3 separate regions of the Homo sapiens genome follow, and regions 1 and 2 are each linked to region 3. Evidence: read pairs that join two places in POLR2A ChIA-PET (ENCODE). Cell type or tissue: MCF 10A. All regions are shown on one strand. Each heading gives the region's core, and the rest is flanking DNA. Links, peaks and the distances in the headings are about the cores only.

Region 1 (6,931 bases), core at 943-5,942, 74 kb before region 3:
GAGATATAGTAACTTGTAAGAATACTGCATTGACCTCCCTTCACCTAGATTCAACAATTGTTAACATTTTGCTACATGTACATTAACACTTTATTTTCATACACACACACACACACACACACACACACACTTCCTATTTTAGTGTGTCATAAGAACGAGGATGTAGCAAATTCAGGAAATTTAGTTTACTAGGCTGAACATTAATTTCCTTTGTCCCGGGCCAGGCGCGGTGTCTCACGCCTGTAATCCCACCACTTTGGGAGGCTGAGGTGGGCAGATCACCTGAGGTCGGGATTTCGAGACCAGCCTGACCAACATGGAGAAACCCCAGTCTCTACTAAAAATACAAAATTAACAGGCGTGGTGGTGTGTGCCTGTAATCCCAGCCACTGGAGAGGCTGAGGCAGGAGAATTGCTTCAACCCAGGAGCAGAGGTTGCGGTGAGCCAAGATCGTGCCACTGCACTCCAGCCTGGGCAATAAGAGTGAGACTCCGTCTCAAAAAAACAAAAAAAAAAAAAACAAATTCCTTTGTCCCATCAATCCATCAATGTACTTTATAACCCTTTCTTTTTTTTTTGAGACAGAGTCTCACTCTGTCGCCCAGGCTGCAGTGCAACGGCATGGTGTCAGCTCACTACAACCTCTGCCTCCCGGGATCAAGTGATTCTCCTCCCTCAGCCTCCCAAGCAGCTGGGATTACAGGTGCCTGCCACCATGCATGGCTAATTTTTGTATTTTTAGTAGAGATGAGGTTTCACTGTGTTGGCCAGGCTGGTCTTGAACTGCTGACCTCGTGATCCACCTGCCTCGGCCTCCGAGAGTGCTGGGATTACAGGTGTGAGCCACTGCACCCGGCCTTCTTTTTCTTTTCTTTTTTTTTTTTTTTTTGAGATGGAGTCTCGCTCTGTTGCCCAGGCTAGAGTGCAGTGGCAGAATCTCGGCTCACCACAACCTCCGCCTCCCGGGTTCAATTGATTCTCCTGCCTCAGCCTCCCCAGTAGCTGAGATTACAGGCATCTGCCACCACGCCCAGCTAATTTTTGCATTTTTAGTAGAGATGGGGTTTCAACACATTGGCCAGGGTGGTCTTGAACTCCCGACCTCAGGTGATCTGCCTGCCTCCACCTCCCAAAGTGCTGGGATTACAGACGTGAGCCACCGCGCCCAGCCATAACCTTTTTTTAATAACCTTACTTTTTAACCTTTTATAACCTTCTTATAACCTTACTTTATAACCTTTATAACCTGGATTGGATCCAGGGTCACTTACTGCATTAGTGATCATGTCTTTTTAGTCTCCTTTAATATGGAAGAGTTTCCTCAGACTTATCTTTCTTGATAGTGACATTTTGAAGAATATAGGCCAGTTGTAGAAAATCACTCAATTTTTTTTTTTTTTGAGACAGAAGAGTGTCGCTCATGCTGGAGTGCAGTGGTGCAAACTCGGCTCACTGCAACCTCCACCTCCTGGGTTCAAGAGATTTTCCTGCCTCAGCCTCTCCAGTAGCTGGGATTACAAGCGCCCGCCACCACGCCCCGCTAATTTTTTCTTTTTGGTAGAAACAGGGTTTTGCCACATTGGCCAGGCTGTTCTTGGAACTCCTGAGCTCAGATGATCTGCCTGCCTTGGCATCCCAAAGTGCTGGGATGACAGGTGTGAGCCACCACGCCCAGCCTCAATTGGGTTTTGACAGTTTCCTCATAATTAGATTCAGGTTACGCATTATAGCAGGAGTACTACATGTGTGATATTGTGTCCTCTTTGCAACACATCAGAAAGTACATGATGTCCGTTTGTCCCTTTTTTTCAATTTTATTTTTAAAATTGAGACAGAGTCCTACAGTGTTTGTCAGGCTAGTCTCGAACTCCTGGGCTCAGGGGATCCTCCCACCTCAGCTCTTTGTCCTTTTAGTAGGAATGGTACGTGTGTGTATGTATGTGTGTGTGTGTATATATATATATATATATATATATATATATATATATTTTTTTTTTTTTTTTTTTTTTTTTTTTTTTTGAGATGGAGTTTCGCTATTGTTGCCCAGGCTGGAGTGCAGTGGCGCAGTCTCAGCTCACTGCAACTTCCACCTCCCGGGTTCAAGTGATTCTTCTGCCTCAGCCTCCTGTGTAGCTGGGACTATAGGCGCGTGCCACCACACTCAGCTAATTTTTGTATTTTTAGTAGAGATGGGGTTTCACCATATTGGCCAGGCTGATCTCGAACTCCTGACCTCGTGATCTGCCCGCCTTGGCATCCCAAAGTCTTGGGATTACAGGCGTGAGCCACGGCGCCTGGCCGGTACACATATTTTGAAGGCTGTTAATACATGCTGCCATTTTTTCCCCATTTGTACTAGTGTACAATGTTCCTTGTACTGTATGACAGATTGGTATACATATTTGGTATACATATTTGAGAATACTGATAATGCTGGATAAAGGAAAGATTTACCCACAGGACAATAAACGTTGCCATTTATTAATATATTTATTAATACATGCTGCCATTTTTTCCATTTGTACTAGTGCACAGTGTTCCTTGTAGGACAGATTGGTGTACATATTGGTATATATATTTGAGAGTACTGATAATGCTGGATAAAGGAAGGATTTAGTCACAGAACAATAACACAGGGCAAGAGAAACTGATGCAATTGACCTTAACTTGATCACTATTGAGCTAAACTAGATTGGATTATTTGTCTAATTTTGTTCATCTTTTGCATTAATAGCCTCATTCTTCATTGTCCTAAAAAACAGATTGCAGGAGTATGGAATATGCTAGAGGACTATTCTACCCTCTAGCATCCCTAGGTCAGGTTGAGGTGGAATTAACACATTTTGATTACAATCTCTCCTGTATTTTTACAGTGTTCTGCAAATGACAGGATTTGGGGAGTAGAAACAGCAGTCTAATTCTACATGTCAAATTGTTTCTGAAATTAATATCTGGAATGGATGTAGCACTGTCTAGATCAACCGTGCTTTTGTTTTTTGGAAAACAGTGTGATAATCTTTATGATTCTTCTTCTTTTTTTTTTTTTTTTTTGGAGATGGGAGTCTTGCTCTGTCACCAGGCTGGAGTGCAGTGGTGCAATCTTGGCTCACTGCAACCTCTGCCTCCCGGGTTCAAGCAATTCTCCTGCCTCAGCCTCCCGAGTAGCTGAGACTACAGGCATGTGCCACCATGCCCAGCTAATTTTTGTATTTTTAGTAGAGACAAGGTTTCACCATGTTGGCCAGGTTGGTCTCGAACTCCTGGCCTCAGGTGATCCACCCGCCTCAGCCTCCCAGAGTGCTAGGATTACAGGCATGAGCCACTGCGCCTGACCACGATTTACTTATTTTTATTTTGAGACATTAGAAAATACAAAAAAGTACAAAGAATAATTTATTCCCATACCATGCACCACTACCCAAAATTAACAATTAACATTTGTCACATTTACTTCAAGACTTCACTTGAAAAACAAATCGTAGGTATAGTTACTATCCCCTTTTGCAGCACCCACTTCTCCCCCATGTTAGTTTCTCTTTAAAACTCAATTTTCTTCAGTTTTGCTGATTCACCAAGGAACAGGCCAGGTCCTGTCTGAAAAGAATGTAAGCTTTACAGAGATAACCTCTGAAGGGAAAAAGTTGTTATGAATACATGCAAAGATGAGCCAGTTGGTAGTTTTCCAAATGTAATTTTCTCCTACATTCTTAGGCCTTGTGGAGACACTTTAAAACATATTTTCAGACAAGTTTCAAAAAACTCCCTCCTAGATAAGCCTATTTGTGGCTTCACCAAAGTCACTGGCCTAGATTCCTGTCAGGTTAGTCAGAAAGGGACGGTTCATGTGCTCTCACCTACTCCCAGGCAGGTTTACTAGATACTGAATCAGCAGGATAAATAAGCTAACTCTGGAGTTTGCTCAGGAGGACAAAGCGCGAAAGACTAGAAGTAAATGTAAATCATCTGTCTTTAAATGTTGAGCAAATAATTTGAAAAGGAAAAAACAAAGTGTAGCCAAAAAATAGTAACTCTAACTTAGGTGTCTGCACTTTTTGCCTCTTTCCAGCCAAATTTCTATGCTACAGTGATTTAAAACCTAGATGGCAGATGGCATCAAGTCACTCCCCAATTTACAACTCTGTCATGGCTTCTGCTTGCTCCTGAAGCCTTCCGCTGGCTCTAGTAGATGAGACCACTGGATCTGGCCCTGTATGCTTGCCTGCCCTCATTACCCCTCCTCCCTTTGCACACCACCTCAAAGCTTTACTGGTTGCCTTTCAGTTTTTTTGAAAACATCTATTTTTCTGCTTGAGAAGTTATTTTCCTCCACTTACCACTTAACTTGTTTTTCATCCTTTAGGTCTCAAAATCTCTTTGAGGAGAGCTTATCCTGGTCACTCTCTCACCTTCTTCTCTATTCCAGTCCCTTGTCTGTTTCAGGACATGCCACCACCTTTTTTTTGTTTGTCTTGTTTTGTTTTTTTGAGACGGAGTCTCACTCTGTTGCCCAGGCTGGAGTGCAGTGGAGTGATCTCGGCTCAACACAACCTCCACCTCCCAGGTTCAAGCCATTCACCTGCCTCAGTCTCCCGAGTAGCTGGGACCACAGGCATGAGCCACCATGCCCGGCTAATTTTTTGTATTTTTAGTAGAGACGAGGTTTCACTATGTTAGCCAGGCTGGTCTGGAACTTCTGACCTTATGATCCACCTGCCTCAGGCTCCCAAAGTGTTGGGACTACAGGCGTGAGCCATCGCACCCAGCCCATGCCATCATCTTAAATTATTTTTACTTTTTTCTGTTTCAATGTTTTTCTTTTCTGGTTTTCCAACTAAGATGTTAGCTTCACAAGAGGGACCGCGTCTGATGTACTCATCATTGCTTTTGCTAGCACCCAGCACCCTGCCTGGTTAATGGCAGGGATTCAATAAACAATTGATTGGCCAGGCGTGGTGGCTGGCACCTGTAATCCTAGCACTTTGGGAGGCTGAGGCAGGCGGATCACTTGAGCCCAGGAGTTTGAGACCAGCCTGGGCAACATAGTGGGACACCTGCCTCTACAAAAAAAAATTAAATAAATTAGCCAGGCTTTCTGGTGCATGCCTGTAGTCCTTGCTACTTGGGAGGATGAGGCCAGAGGATTGCTTGAGCCTGGGAAGTCAAGGCTAGAGTAAGTCATGATCACATCACTGTACTCTAGCCTGGGTAACAGAGTGGAAGTGGAGACTCTGTCTCAAAAGGAAAAAAAAAAAAAAAGCAACAAACAACTGATGAATGCAAATGAATAAAATGAGTAGAGTCTAGTTTAGAGTCGATAACCACATTAGCCTGTAGGCTAGAGATCTGTAGCGCCTATTAAAATCTGTCCAAAACTCCCCCGAAAACTGACCAGGTGCAGTGGCTCATGCCTATAATCCCAGCACTTCAGGAGGCCAAGGCAGGTGGATCACTTGAGGCCACAAGTTCAAGACCAGCCTGGACAACACAGCAAGACGCTATCTCTACAAAAAAAAAACTAAAAAATTAAATAAAAAAGGGCCGGGTGTGGTAGCTCACACCTGTAATCCCAGCACTTTGGGAGACTCAGGCGGGCGGATCACAAGGTCAGGAGTTTGAGACCAGCCTAGCCAACATGGTGAAACCCCATCTCTACTAAAACAAAAGCAAATTAAATAAAAAAACTCCAAATACCATAAACTGCTGTGATTAAAGTCAAATGATTTCTATAAAAGGGCTATATTATTTTATGCAATTTGCTGAAAAGACAATCTCTTTCCTCATTGAAATGCCTTAGCACTTCTGTTGAAAATTAGTTAACAATTCTAGGTTTTCTGTTCTGTTCCATTGACCTGTATGTCTAGTCTCAAAATATATATTCAAAAAATAAAATTAAAAAGGGAAGGCCAGGAACTTTAGGAGGCCAAGATGGGAGAATTGCTTGAGGCTAGGAGTTTCTGAGCAGCCTGGGGAACATACCCATTTCCACAAAAACAATCTTTTTTTTTTTTTAGACAGAGTCTCACTCTGTCGCCCAGGCTGGAGTGCAGTGGTGCGATCTCGGCTCACTGCAACCTCCGCCTCCCGGGTTCAAGTGATTCTTCTGCCTCAGCCTCCCCAGTAGCTGGGACTGAAGGTGCGCGCCACCATGCCCAGCTAATTTTTTGTATTTTTAGTAGAGACGGGGTTTCACTGTGTTGGCCAGGATGGTCTCCATCTCCTGACCTCGTGATCCGTCCCCCTTGGCCTCCCAAAGTGCTGGGATTATAGGCGTGAACCACCACGCCCGGCCTACAAAAACATCTTTTAAAAAGTAGCCATGTGTGGCCTGGGGCGGTGGCTCACGCCTGTAATCCCACCACTTTGGGAGTCTGAGGTGGGTGGATCACTTGGGGTCAGGAGTTCGAGAGCAGCCTGGCCAACACACTGAAACCCCGTCTCTACTAAAAATACAAAATGTAGCCAGGCATAGTGGTGCACACCTGTAGTCCCAGCTACTTTGGAGGCTGAGGCAGGAGAATCACTTGAGCCCAGGAGGCTGAGGTTGCAGTGAGCCAAGATCTGCCACTGCACTCCAGCCCAGGCAACAGAGGGAGACTCCGTCTCAAAAAAAAGAAAAAAAAAAAAAAAAGCTACATGTGGTGGCACAAGCCTGTGGTCCTTGATACTTGGGAGGCTGAGGTGGAACAATTGTGAGCCCAGGAGGTCCATGATGCAGTGAGGTATGATTGTACCACTGCACTCCAGGCTGGGTAACAGAAGCGACACCTTGTCTCTAAAAAAATAAATAAGACCAGGCATGGTGGCTCACGACTGTAATCCCAGCACTTTGGGAGGCCGAGAGGGGTGATCACCCAAGGCCAAGAGTTGGAGACCAGCCTGGCCAACATGGCGAAACCCTATCTCTACTAAGAATACAAAAAAAAAATATTA
Region 2 (6,787 bases), core at 1-5,000, 150 kb before region 3:
TCTTCGTTAGGCTTAGTGAAAACCTTAAGACCTGCAGTTTGTGCCCCTCAGTTCAGTCAGACCTCAGCTTTAAATGTCGATTTACTCTGTCTTGTTCCCTGAAAGTGTTTCTTGTGACTAAGCATTTGGTGTCATTATCCCATGCCATTTATCTGCTGTATAGTTACTATATTATTTTTGCTGATTCCTACTGCTGGCAGATGCCATCCCAGGCCCACAAAATCCCAGTGTTGCAGTCACCACAGCTGTCAGAAACAAGTTTGCAATCCATACTTCTTGGTTCAATTTTTTTTTTTAATGGACATTCAAATCTGTAAATACTACACTGCTCTTAAGACCTGATTTGAAATTTCACAGGAAGGCCTAATCCTATAGTCACAAGGTAAGGACAGTTGAGTAGTGTAAGAACCCCAACCTGCTTGCAGAGAACCTTGGTTTTCATAGAAAGGAAAGGCTGAAGGTTTTCTAGCATTGTTGCCCTTCTTTGTCTGTCAGTCAGTTCACCCTCTGTGATTCTCCATGGACCCGCATTGCAGAAAATCAGTCCCATATATTAGTGAGCCATGTACTGCCCAATCCGGGGGCTCCTGGGGTGTGGTGTGTCCACCAGTGACTCTCCGGACACTAGCTTCAGTAAGGATACTTCTTATTTCGGTTGAGAATGCAGAGGCTTTTATTCGTGGACTCACATCACTGCATAGCACAAAGAATGTGATTGCCATTTGCTGCGTGAGAAAAAGCTGGGCTCCCTATTTCTTTTTTGGGTTGGACTCTGCCGTGCAGCCATAGGACACCAAGCCTCACGCACTTTCCCCTTGGGACAGTAGTGTTTGGGTGAATGTTACTGCATCCCGTTTTTTTTCTTTTCTTTTTTTTTTTTTTTTTTTTGAGACGAAATCTTGCTCTTGTCCCCCAGACTGGAGTGCAATGGCACGATCTCGGCTCACTGCAACCTCCACCTCCCAGGTTCAAGGGATTCGTCTGCCTCGGCCTCCCAAGTAGCTGGGACTACAAGCGCGCACCACCACTCCCAGCTAATTTTTGTATTTTTAGTAGAGGCGGGGTTTCACCATGTTGGCCAGGCTGGTCTCAAACTCCTGACCTCAGGTGATCCACCCGCCTTGGCCTCCCAACATGCTGGGATTACAGGCGTGAGCCAACACACCGGACCTTCATTTTTTAAATTAAGCTGGGACACAAGTTTTGCCTCCAGGCTGGATGTTGATCCTGCTCTGTGCTAGACAGATGTGCGGAGGGACTGTTCCGGGCTCGGCTTGACCTTTTCCTACCTAGTTTCTCCCTCTTGTCCTGCACAAGAGGACTAACTGAACTCTAACGTCAGAACGGCTGACGAGCAGTTGATTGTCCTTGCTTGTGTTGTTGACAGGGGTGGGTGGGGTGGGAGCAGGGGTATGGATATTGCATAAGTTATTGAAATGCTGACCCCCGTTCAGGAAACCATGCAGCCCCTTCCCTTCCCTTCCCTTCCCTTCCTTTCCCTTCCCTAGCCAGGGCTCAGGTACCTCACTCTCCTGCCTTGTGCGTAGCTCCTGGGGCCCCGGTCAGTCCCCAGCAGCCTTGGCACACAGTGTCTGGAGCCTCTGCTCCTGCTGCAAAAGCAGAAACCATGTGAACCTTCTGGCCAGTACTGGAAAGGGGAATGCTATTTATTTTTATATTGTGTATATTTTGTCGTGGTCTGCTGATTCCCTGTTTCACTGAGAGCGACACTTACCTCAATAGTTAGTTCAATATTGTGTGTTGGATAATTTTTTAAAAGAACTTTTTAAAAAGCTTTTTGATCCTTGGAGGTCTGTAGATTTATTTCCATATGAACTGGTTATTTTGTATAAAGTACATGCTTAAAATAGCAAGGCTCCTCTGTGTGTGTGGTGTGTCTGTCCATGTGTCATTTCCATATCAGGGCAAACCCAGACTTCCATCAGGACGAAGGCGTGAACTAGGCCACAAGGCCACCAGCTGAAATGCCACCCCTCGTCCATTCTCATGCATCCAGAATCCACGGAGGCGGGGCACGGGTCCTGTGCATGAGACAGAGGAATATGGTTCCAGAGAACTTCAAAACAGTCATGTACTGACTGGCAGTTCTAAACCATGTCAGGGATAAAACGCTCCTCACAGCCGATCCTTGCGAAGCTGGCCCGGCCGTCAGCATCTCACTGGTAAAGGCGTCCGCCTTCAGAAGGTTACTACACCTGAGGTGCACGACTTCTCTCCTTGCAGGCTTTAGGGTGCCTGGGATGGGAAAGGAGTATAACAGTGGGGCAGCGGGGCAGCTCCAGCCTGGAGCCCGCTGTGCACACACATGGCCAGAAGTGGGAGCTCCAGCCTAAGCAAGCGGGCAATCTTATACCTGCCAAGGTCATTTATGTTTTATTTCCAGTTACTGGGAGAACAGTTTGAAAGTAGCTTCATTCAGCCAGGCGCGGTGGTTCACGTCTGTAATCCCAGCACTTTGGGAGGCTGAGGCGGGCGGATCACGAGGTCAGGAGATCGAGACCATCCTGGCTAACACGGTGAAACCCCGTCTCTACTAAAAATACAAAAAATTAGCCGCGCGTGGCGGCACACACCTGTAGCCCCAGCTACTCGGGAGGCTGAGGCGGGAGAATGGCGTGAACCCGGGAGGCGGAGCTTGCAGTGAGCCGAGATCGCACCACTGCATTCCAGCCTGGGTGACAGAGTGAGACTGTGTCCCAAAAAAAGAAAGTAGCTACATTCTTAGAAATCAGCTACAGTCTTAAGACACCAGAACTCCTGTTTTGTCCTTAAATGCAGACTGTCCCAGTTTAATGATCATTCAACTTAGGAGTTTTTGAAAATGAGACACATTCTGCAGAAACTGTACTTGAAGTCCTCGTGCAACAATTCTCTTTCACCTTCTGTACGGTATTCAATAAACTCCATGACATATTCAACACTGTGTGATAAAGGAGGCTCAGCCAGGTGTGCTGGCTCACACCTGTAATCCCAGCACTCTGGGAGGCCAAGGCAAGTAGATCATATGAGCTCAGGAGTTCGAGACCAGCCTGGCCAACATGGCAAAAGCCTGCCTCTACTAAAAACACAAAAATTAGCGGGGCGTGGTGGCGGGTGCCTGTAATCCTGGCTACTTGGGAGGCTGAGGCAGGACAATCGCTGGAAGCTGGGATGCGGAGGTTGCAGTGAGCCAAGATCGCGCCACTGCATTCCAGCCTGAGCGACAGGAAGACTCCGTCTCAAAAATAAAAATAAAAAAGGAGGCTCAACTGTGGGCTAGCATAAGTTTGCTGAGCATGCTTGAGGCAGGCTAAGCTGTGATATTTGGTGGGTTAGGTGGATTCAGTGCATTTCCAGCTGACAATATTTTCAACTCATGATGGGTTTATCCGGAGGTGACCCCACTGGAAGCTGAGGAGCATCTGTAATTGGCTGTGGAAGTAATCCTCATTCCATAAAAATTTCACCACAATTAGTACCCGTTTCCAAACCCATGCTTGGGGCTGTCCCTTTCTAGGCAGTGATCTGTTCACTCTCCTTTTAACCTCCAGTTGTTTGGTGTCTGATTGTCCCCACTGATACTCTGTTGTTACTGGCTAACAAATTTTTGAGCCTTTTATCCTGGTATTATTTTAAAACTGTTCAGTTATTCTCCCATGAAAAGTGTTTCTATGATAAAACATTTTATGCCAACCGTACTTTCTTGTTTAGTAGTTGCATTTCAGTGTAATTTCTGAAACAAAACAAAAATCAACTTTAAAGTGAAAAATCAGGCTGGGCACGGTGGCTCACTTGATGTCAGGAGTTTGAGATCAGCCTGGCCAGCATGGTGAAACCGTCTCTACCAAAAATACAAAAATTAGCCGGGCATGGTGGCACACGCTTGTGATCTCAGCTACTTAGGAAGCTGAAGCAGGAGAATTGCTTAAACCCTGCAGGCAGAGGTTGCAGTGAGCAGAGATCGCACCACTGCACTCCAGCCTGGGCAAGAGTGTGAGATCCTGTCTTAAAAAATCACTAGTAAACCCCAGATCAGACATGATGCTACTCAAATTGTGCATCTCGATGGATTCTCCCAGTGGGTGGGGGGAGCACCACTCTGGCCTGGCTTCCTTCACTGTTCTGTCAGCTTTCCTAGAGCCCAGTCCAGCTGCATCAGTGGCTGGGATGGCGTTAGCAAACCCACTCCCTGTGCATATCAGCAGCACACCCTTAAAATGCATGCAAACTTTGATTCCTAACTTTCAGATTTCCTCCTACCGTGACATGAATTCTCACCAAACAAAGGCCAGAATGTTTTTTGACATATTTAGCTATTGATAGGCTTTAGCTCTCCCTCTCCCTCTCCCTCTCCCTCTCCTCACGGTCTCCCTCTCTTTCCACGGTCTCCCTCTCATGCGGAGCCGAAGCTGGACTGTACTGCTGCCATCTCGGCTCACTGCAACCTCCCTGCCTGATTCTCCTGCCTCAGCCTGCCGAGTGCCTGCGATTGCAGGCACGCGCCGCCACGCCTGACTGGTTTTGGTGGAGACGGGGTTTCGCTGTGTTGGCCGGGCTGGTCTCCAGCTCCTAACCGCGAGTGATCCGCCAGCCTCGGCCTCCCGAAGTGCCGGGATTGCAGACGGAGTCTCGTTCACTCAGTGCTCAATGGTGCCCAGGCTGGAGTGCAGTGGCGTGATCTCGGCTCGCTACAACCTCCACCTCCCAGCCGCTTGCCTTGGCCTCCCAAAGTGCTGAGATTGCAGCCTCTGCCCGGCTGCCACCCCGTCTGGGAAGTGAGGAGCGTCTCTGCCTGGCCGCCCATCGTCTGGGATGTGAGGAGCCCCTCTGCCTGGCTGCCCAGTCTGGAAAGTGAGGAGCGTCTCCGCCCGGCCGCCATCCCATCTAGGAAGTGAGGAGCGTCTCTGCCCGGCCGCCCATCGTCTGAGATGTGGGGAGCGCCTCTGCCCCGCCGCCCCGTCTGGGATGTGAGGAGCGCCTCTGCCCGGCCGCGACCCCGTCTGGGAGGTGAGGAGCGTCTCTGCCCAGCCGGCCCGTCTGAGAAGTGAGGAGACCCTCTGCCTGGCAACCACCCCGTCTGAGAAGTGAGGAGCCCCTCCGCCCGGCAGCCACCCCGTCCGGGAGGGAGGTGGGGGGTCAGCCCCCCGCCCGGCCAGCCACCCCGTCCGGGAGGTGAGGGGCGCCTCTGCCCGGCCGCCCCTACTGGGAAGTGAGGAGCCCCTCTGCCCGGCCACCACCCCGTCTGGGAGGTGTGCCCAACAGCTCATTGAGAACGGGCCATGATGACAGTGGCAGTTTTGTGGAATAGAAAGGCGGGAAAGGTGGGGAAAAGATTGAGAAATCGGATGGTTGCCGTGTCTGTGTAGAAAGAAGTAGACATGGGAGACTTTTCATTTTGTTCTGCACTAAGAAAAATTCTTCTGCCTTGGGATCCTGTTGATCGGTGACCTTACCCCCAACCCTGTGCTCTCTGAAACATGTGCTGTGTCCACTCAGGGTTAAATGGATTAAGGGCGGTGCAAGATGTGCTTTGTTAAACAGACGCTTGAAGGCAGCATGCTCGTTAAGTGTCATCACCACTCCCTAATCTCAAGTACCCAGGGACACAAACACTGCGGAAGGCCGCAGGGTCCTCTGCCTAGGAAAACCAGAGACCTTTGTTCACTTGTTTATCTGCTGACCTTCCCTCCACTATTGTCCCATGACCCTGCCAAATCCCCCTCTGTGAGAAACACCCAAGAATTATCAATAAAAAAATAAATTAAAAAAAAAAAAAGAATAACAAGAAACATCTATTCTCTGTTTTCCATACCCTAAGCTTGGTTCTAAGCACCTTATGTTCATTGACTTATTAAATTCTCACAACATGAAAAAAAAAAAAAAAGATAGGCTTTAATTTTTCTTGAGACAGGGTTTCACTCTGTTGCCCAGGCTAGGTACAGTGGCATGGTCTCAGCTCACTGCAGCCTCAATCTCCCGGGCTCAAGCAGTCCTCTCACCACAGCCTCCCAAGCAGCTGGGACTACAGGGGCACCCCACCACACCCAGCTAATTTTTTGTCTCACGATGTTGCCCAGGCTGGTCTAGAACTGAGCTCAAGTGATCTGTCTGCCTCAGCCTCCCGAAGTGCTAGGAATTACAGGCGTGAGCCACTGTGCCCGGCCTTTATTTTTTATAAGGAACTTAGCCATTTAGAGTGCTTCCAGATTTATCTTCTTCGGGCCAAAACCAGCAACAAATATATGTACCAAAAGTTAGCATCTTCCACTGGTTAACTGTTTCAAAACAGTGCAGTAGGCAGTGTAAATGTGGCTCTATTTTTGGAACTGTTACTGTTTAACGCTTGTTAAGCATCCTGGGTAAATATATCTTACACAGATAATCCTACACAGTGAGCTTCTTAAAATAAGAGCATAAAAGCTACTCGGGCAAGATTTAGGGAGACAGGAAGCTATACATTGTTACTGTAGATTAGTCTCAAAAGTTCTGATCAACTTTCTATTTTGACATTTGGAGACATCCATAGGTGCTTCTCTTGTTAAAGATTAATGTCTCTTGTCTCTAAACCAATTCGTGTTACTGGAAGGAAAGGCAACGCAAGTTTTATAAATCAGCCCCTTTGTGGGCTCCATTTTGCTATACTCTATGTTCTCTGAGAGTGCTACCAACGGAATTGAGAAAATAACCATCCAGACGGGCTATTTGGGGGCTGATCTTTACCCTGGAATCTTCCTGGAAGGTGAACGGCCTATGTCATGCAGTTGTTATGCAAGAGGTATCATGGGAC
Region 3 (6,931 bases), core at 1,254-6,253:
TATACTACTCATTATTGTTTTTTAGCCACTATGCATCTGAGGGTTTGAGTTAATTTTTAAAATATGTAAATTTAATTACTATGGATACTAATATCGAACATCCTAGGTTTACGTGCTTGGTAAATGCTTACTGAATAAAATCCTGAACATTTGTCTTAGGAAAATAAAAATATTTTTTGAGCTGTTCTTAAAAATAAGAATTGCGACAATTTATTGTTATTGTTGTCTTCCTACTTAAGTACTTTTTAAAACCTTTGGCTATTGTAGTGTATGGTTTGTATGATAGCCAGGAGACATCCCAGGTTAACTGCCATTTATCCCATATGGTGCTTTACAACAAGGGAAGAAAAATGCAGGGAATATTATGCACTCCCTTCTCAACTTTCAGTTTTATGATGATGTAGTACATCAAGGTTTGTTTGGTGATTGTAATTGGTTACAGAGAAAGTAAGTATATTACTCAACTCCAGTATCTGTGCCAAAAGAAAAGATCTACTGCATGGATAACTAGTTCATTAATACTTCTTTTTTTTTTGAAACAGTCTTGCTCTGTCATCCTGGCTTGAGTGCAGTGCGCAATTGCAGCCCACTGCAGCCTCCGCCTCCCAGGTTCAAGCTATTCTTGTGCCTCAGCCTCCTGAGTAGCAGAGATTACAGGTGTGTGCCACCATGACCAGCTACTTTTTGTATTTTTAGTAGAGATAGGGCTTCGCCATGTTGGCAGGCTGGTCTCAAACTCCTGGCCTCAAGTGATCCACCCACTTAGGCCTCCCAAAGTGCTGGGATTACAGGCATGAGCCACTGCACCTGGCCTTCATTAATATTTCAAATGTGTTTTATCTCTAAATTTGAATGTCCAATCTGTATTTCACATTGTTCGGTCTAAGCTCTCCATTTGCTTGTGTTTAAAACTAAGATATTAGGCCGGGTGCAGTGGCTTATGCCTATAATCCCAGCACTTTGGGAGGCCAAGGCAGGCGGATCACCTGAGGTCAGGAGTTTGAGACCATCCTGGCCAACATGGTGAGACCTCATCTCTACTAAAAATACAAAAATCATCTGGGTGTGGCTGAAGATGATGTGGAATGAGAAACAAATGTCAACATAATAAAATCTCAGTTAAAGTATTTTAAAAATTCTTAGTTGAGCAGCTCTGGGGGAATAAGGGCAAATATGCTTGTTATGAACTGCACTGAAATCTACCAAAGTTAATGTTTACTTTGTGTAGATCCATTTGTCTATTTTATTTATTTTTCCCAGTGAAAAGTGTGTTTTGATAGAGAACTTTTCATTCTATAAATACACTGTGAGTTACTAAAATATCATGAATTTTGTTTATTCCTGAAACATAGTTAAACTGTACATATGACATGGCTTATGTTAAAAATACCCAGTGCTCAGTTTTGAAAGATAGGCAAAAAAAAAAAAAAGTATAGGAGAAACTGAAGAATGTACACTTTTTTAGGGGGCACATTTTGCTGTAAATCTGGAAATTTGATAGACTTGATTGTGAAAACTGAGCATTAAAGGTTTTGATTGATTAAAAAAAAAATTATCTGGGTGTGGTGGCAGGCACCTGTAACACCAGCTACTTGGGAGGCTAAGGCAGGAGAATTGCTTAAACCAGGGAGGCAGAAGTTTCAGTGAGCTGAGATCGTGCCATTGCACTCCAGCCTGGGCAACAAGAGCGAAACTCTGTATCAAACAAACAAAAACCCAAGATACTGCATTTTTTTTTTTTTTTCAGATGTAGTCTCCCTGTGTCGCCCAGGCTGGAATGCAGTGGCACTATCTTGGCTCACTGCAAGCTCCGCCTCCCAGGTTCACGCCATTCTCCTGCCTCAGCCTCCCAAGTAGCTGGGACTACAGATGGCTGCCACCACACCCGGCTAATTTTTTGTATTTTTAGTAGAGATGGGTTTTCACTGTGTTAGCCAGGATGGTCTCGATCTCCTGACCTCGTGATCCACCCGCCTCAGCCTCCCAAAGTGCTGGGATTGCAGGCGTGAGCCACCGCGCCCGGCCGATATTGCTTTTTTTTTAATGCCAGTTGGTGAAAATGTATCCTGTGACATAAGCTGTCAACATGAATCTCCTTAAGATACTGTGTGCTGAACATTACATTGACAGCTCTTAAAACCCTTCCAGAAGAGAATCATTTGACCACATGATATCGCATGTCTGTTATATAAAGCCTGTGGTATGATTTCCACGGGGAATGTATTTGTCATTAGTCACTTGAACACAACATCAAGTGAAACAAACTGCCTACCTCTCAAGGTGCAGCTACTTTTGAAAACCTGCAGCAGAGGAGGTGGTGCCAGCAGCCATAATCTGTTGGATGAATGGAGTGATATAGCACATAGTCAGTTAGGAACAGGCAGGCTTTGGACATATAGATTTGAAGGAGAAAAATAATATTTTGTTTTCTGAATTATTAACAGAAATGGCTAGGACTTAGAAACAGGGTCTTGCTTTGTTGCCCTGGCTGGAGTACAGTGGCATGATCATGGCTCATTTGCAGCCTCAACTTCCTGGGCTCAAGTGATCCTCCCACCTCAGCCTCCCTAGTAGCTGGGACCACAGGTGTGCATGCACTACCACACTTGGCTTATTTTTTGCAGAGAGAGGTTTCACTATGTTGCCCAAGCTGGTCTCAAACTCCTGGCCTCAAGCAATCCTCCCCGCTTGGCCTCCCAAAGTGCTGGGATTACAGGCATGCGCCACCTTGCCCAGCCTGTTTTCTCTTTCTACCTTGTTTTTTTTTTTTTTTCACTCTGCCTTTTTACCCGGCGAATGATGAACTGAGAAAAGGATTAGAAATCACAAGATTTGTTTCTTGCCCCAGCTCTGCCAAATACTAGCCCTGTGTTTTGGAAGGATTCATTTAACTTCTCTGAACCTCAGTTTCAACTACAAAAAGGGAAGAATAGCTTCTCTGTCTCACAAAAATAATGATGTGAAAGTGTTTTGTGAAAATGTCACACTTTTACAAATGCCAGGTTTTCACATGCGTCTCTGAAGAGTGTGGTTTTTTTCCCTCTCCTTAAGTCTGATCACCATTTCCTCTTAGTTTCAGTTTTGACTTTTATTTGCCCTGCAGCCCGGTGAGGGCACAGACTGGTTCATGTGCTGTGATTCTCCCTGAGTCATCCTTGCTCCCTCCCTCCTCATTCTCTTTTCATTTCCTGGGCTTGTGTTGCTACGTTAGAAGTCTGTCTGTCTCCTGGAAAGGGCAGAGCAAGTCCACTGTGGTAAGGCTTGTATTTTACTTTCTCCGTCGTCACATGATAAATACTTCTTGTGAAAGATTTACTTTTAGATTCCATAAAAGATTACTGGAGGGAATGTCATCTGTCTATTGTAATATTTAAGTATTTTGAATAAAATTAATCTTTGTCATTTTCTCTTGACATGAAGCTTCTGATTTTAGAATAGGTTTTTGTTTGTTTAATCTAGGATATTTAAAGACTATCTCTTGGAAGCTTTTAGGTTAATAATTTGTTAGAATAGTTTTCATATTGTGGGAGGTGACACACAGGGATGATCTGAAATTAATGAAGTGGGTTGCAGCTAAAATCAATTTAGTAAGAGTAAGTACTGTTTTGGGAAAATCTGCCTGCTGTATATGTGGGTGTGGATGTTTACTGTGTTGTACTCTGAAATGTGTTTTTTGTGGATCTTCCTCATCAAGTTGGGTGGAAAATTACTTCTCTGTAATTTCTTCAGCACTCTCCATTTTCTTATTTTAGGTTAATAATGATCTGAGAGGCGCATTTGGTTATAAGGGTCCAAAGCAGTGATCTGTTTCCATTTTGCGACTTCGAGGCCTCAGAAATATAAAACTAGCTGGTTGATCCCGGCTAGTTTTATATTTTTGAGCCCTCAAAGTTACAAAATGTCAGTGGAGCCTTTGTGTGTTTTGTGTCAGTGGAGCCAAAGAGATGGATACTCCCAACAATACAAATATTTTATATGAAGAATGATTTAGATTGTCAGAATCGTTCTAAGACTACTTGTAGATGTTATTCTAATGTAAGTTGTAACTAACGTATTATCCAAAACAGCTCTTTTTCTTGACAGATATATATATAAAGTCTGAGAAGTAATGATAGAGGTTTGTTGGCATAAATCTTAAGGGAAATGAGTCCTTAGAAAATTTACCAACGTAGATGGGCTTTGGAATTTTGCCAAAGCTTCTTCAGATGGAAAAGTTAAGTTCATAGGAGCTCAGCTCAGCAGCAGCTGTGTCTCAGAAGGTAAAATATTGCTTGAGGGGGCAGAATAATTTGTAACTGATGTGACCCCCTGCCCCCACCAAAAAAAAAGTGAAACAAAAAAATACAATCAATATAGACATCATGATGCAGCCAATTTTTGTAATAGGTCTCTGAGCAATTGTCAACCTGATTTTTACTTAGGTCTACCACCAAAGTAAAGTTATGTTTGTATTTTATTTTACATTTATTTTGATACGTTCCTTTACTTAGTTTTTTACTTAGTTCCTACCACCAAAGCAAAGTTATATTTGTATTTTATTTTACATTTATTTTGTTATATTCCTTTTATCTACTTAGGTTTCTTCTCTACTTCCCTTTTTAATTGAAGAGTTTAATGCATGTATCTGTGTGTTTGCTTGAAAAAAAACACCAAGTATAACATGTTCTATCTATGAATACTTCTGGCCATTAACTCAAAAGGTACTATATTACAGACAGAAAAGCACCAGAAAGCAATCAGGGACTTCATCTAAGAGGTAGGACAGCATAGTTGGTAAAAATACAGACCCTGGAGGCAAACTGCCTGGGCTTGAATCCCAGCTTTATTACTTTGGGAAAACTACTTATCTTCTTTACTTGTTTTGGTATCCATGTCTGTGAAATGGAAGTAATAATAATCCTCTCATAGCATTGTTGTGAGGTTTCAATAGATGAAGTGAAGACTTTAGAAGGGCACATGATAAGAATTATATAAGGGTTACCTATTATTGCTATCCAATTTGTCATAGCAAGCTAAGGGACCTTGGGCAAGTTACTCAAACCCTTTGGCTTCATTTATTTAAAAACAAAAACAAAAAAGACGCAGTTCTCTGCTTCTTTGTGCATATTTAAACTCATGGTTTATCCCATGAGTTTTATATTTTTGAGCCCTCGAAATTACTCCTTTGCATTTTATGTCAGTGAAGCCAAAGAGACAGATACTCTCAACAACACAAATATTTTGTATTAAAAACTATTTAGATTGTTAGAATGGTTCCGAGGCTACTTGTAGATATTATTCTTCTAATATGATAAGTTGTAAGTAATATATTATCCAAAACAGCTCTTTTTCTTTTAGTGAAAGCCTGCTCTTCATTATGACATTAATTATTAAGAGAGGCTCGGCCGAGCATGGTGGCTAACGCCTGTAATACCAGCACTTTGGGAGGCCGAGGTGGGTGACTCACAAGGTCAGGAGATCGAGACCATCCTGACTAACACGGTGAAACCCCGTCTCTACTAAAAAATACAAAAAATTAGCTGGGCGTGGTGGCAGGCACCTGTAGTCCCAGCTACTCGGGAGGCTGAGGCAGGAGAATGGCGTGAACCCAGGAGGCAGAGGTTGCAGTGAGCCAAGACTGCGCCACTGCACTCCAGCCTGGGCGACAGAGTGAGACTCCATCTCAAAAACAAAACAAAACAAAAAAAAGAGGCTCCAGCCCGGTGACATGGCAAAACCCTGTCTCAAAAATATAAAACTGAGGCTGGACGTGGTGGCTCACGCCTGTAATCCCAACACTTTGGGAGGCCAAGGTGGGCAGATCACCTGAAGTCCGGAGTTCGAGACCAGCCTGGCCAACGTGGTGAAACCCCATCTCTATGAAAAATACAAAAATTAGCCAGGCATGGTCGTGCATGCCTGTAGTCCCAGCAACTCGGGAGGCTGAGGCAGGAGAATTGCTTGAACCCAGGAGGCGGAGGTTGCAGTGAACCAGGATTGTGCCTCTGCGCTCCAACCTGGGTGAACAGAGAGAGACTCTGTCTCAGGAAAGATAAATAAATAAATGAAATAAAAAATAGAAAGATTAGCCAGGCATGGTGGTGGGTTCCTGTAATCCCAACTACTCAGGTGGCTGAGGCAGGAGAATCTCTTGAACCCAGGTTGCAGAACCCAGGAGCTGAGATTGTGCTGCTGCACTCCAGCCTAGGCAACAGAGTGCTATTAAAACAAAAGAAAACATTGACCGGGTGCAGTGGCTCACTCCTGTAATCCCAGCACTTTGGGAGGCCGAGGCAGGCAGATTGCCCAAGTCCAGGAGCTCAAGACCAGCCTGGGCAACATGGTGAGTGAGAGCCCATCTCTACAAAAAATATAAAAATTAACTGGAAGTAATCTGTGGTCCCATTTACTCAGGAGGCTGAGGCAGGAGGATCACTTGAGCCTGGGAGGTCAAGGCTGCAGTAAGCCAAGATTGCGCCACTGACCTCCAGCCTGGGTAACAGTAAGACCTTGTCTTAAAAAAAAAAAAAAAAAAAAAAAAAGAGGCTGCTATTTTTATATTTTTGTTTTATGTGAATTGGTCCCCAGGAGTAAAAGCTTAGTAATCTGTTCTTTCTTGTAAGACTTCTTACATAACAGCACAGAATGTTCAGTGAATCTTCATTAAAATGTCACGTCCTAAATACAGAAATACATTGTAAGGTAGGGAGGCCATGACAGCAAGACATAAAGCTATTTAATCTGAATTGGCCGGGTGCAGTGGCTCACACCTGTAATCCCAGCACTTCGGGAGGCCGAGGCAGGCAGATCATTTGAGGTCAGGACTTTGAGACCAGCAACATGGTGAATCCCTGTCTCTACTAAAAATTAAAAAAAAAAATTCTCCGGGCATGGTGGCGCACACCTGTAATCTTAGCTGCTCCGGAGGCTGAGGCAGGGGAATCGCTTGAAC

What was found. Peaks named below come from ENCODE experiments on the same cell type or tissue, not always from the same donor. Only the 100,000 strongest peaks of a DNase experiment are listed, where the experiment ranks them.
Region 1: POLR2A ChIA-PET joins it to region 3 with 19 read pairs; 11 of 35 experiments call an interaction of 5 or more read pairs at or near these places.
Region 2: POLR2A ChIA-PET joins it to region 3 with 13 read pairs; 3 of 35 experiments call an interaction of 5 or more read pairs at or near these places.

Annotation. Positions count from the first base shown.
Region 1 is chr22:17,629,719-17,636,649 of GRCh38, forward strand. It overlaps a transcript of BCL2L13 not described here. Among named protein-coding and RNA genes, the nearest start is that of ATP6V1E1, 4.4 kb to the left of the region's middle. RefSeq lists a silencer at 5,056-5,287. In MCF 10A, for the core only: no CTCF peak of the experiment used is centred there; a DNase peak (open chromatin) is centred at 3,823.
Region 2 is chr22:17,556,278-17,563,064 of GRCh38, forward strand. CECR2 (CECR2 histone acetyl-lysine reader) reads left to right here. Exons shown (of 19, transcript NM_001290047.2): 19 at 1-1,874. Among named protein-coding and RNA genes, the nearest start is that of SLC25A18, 3.8 kb to the right of the region's middle. In MCF 10A, for the core only: a CTCF peak has its summit at 2,335; a DNase peak (open chromatin) is centred at 2,344.
Region 3 is chr22:17,703,572-17,710,502 of GRCh38, forward strand. The region is part of intron 6 of BCL2L13 (BCL2 like 13); the gene reads left to right. Among named protein-coding and RNA genes, the nearest start is that of MIR3198-1, 57 kb to the right of the region's middle. RefSeq lists enhancers at 2,742-2,791, 2,812-2,861. In MCF 10A, for the core only: no CTCF peak of the experiment used is centred there; a DNase peak (open chromatin) is centred at 3,150.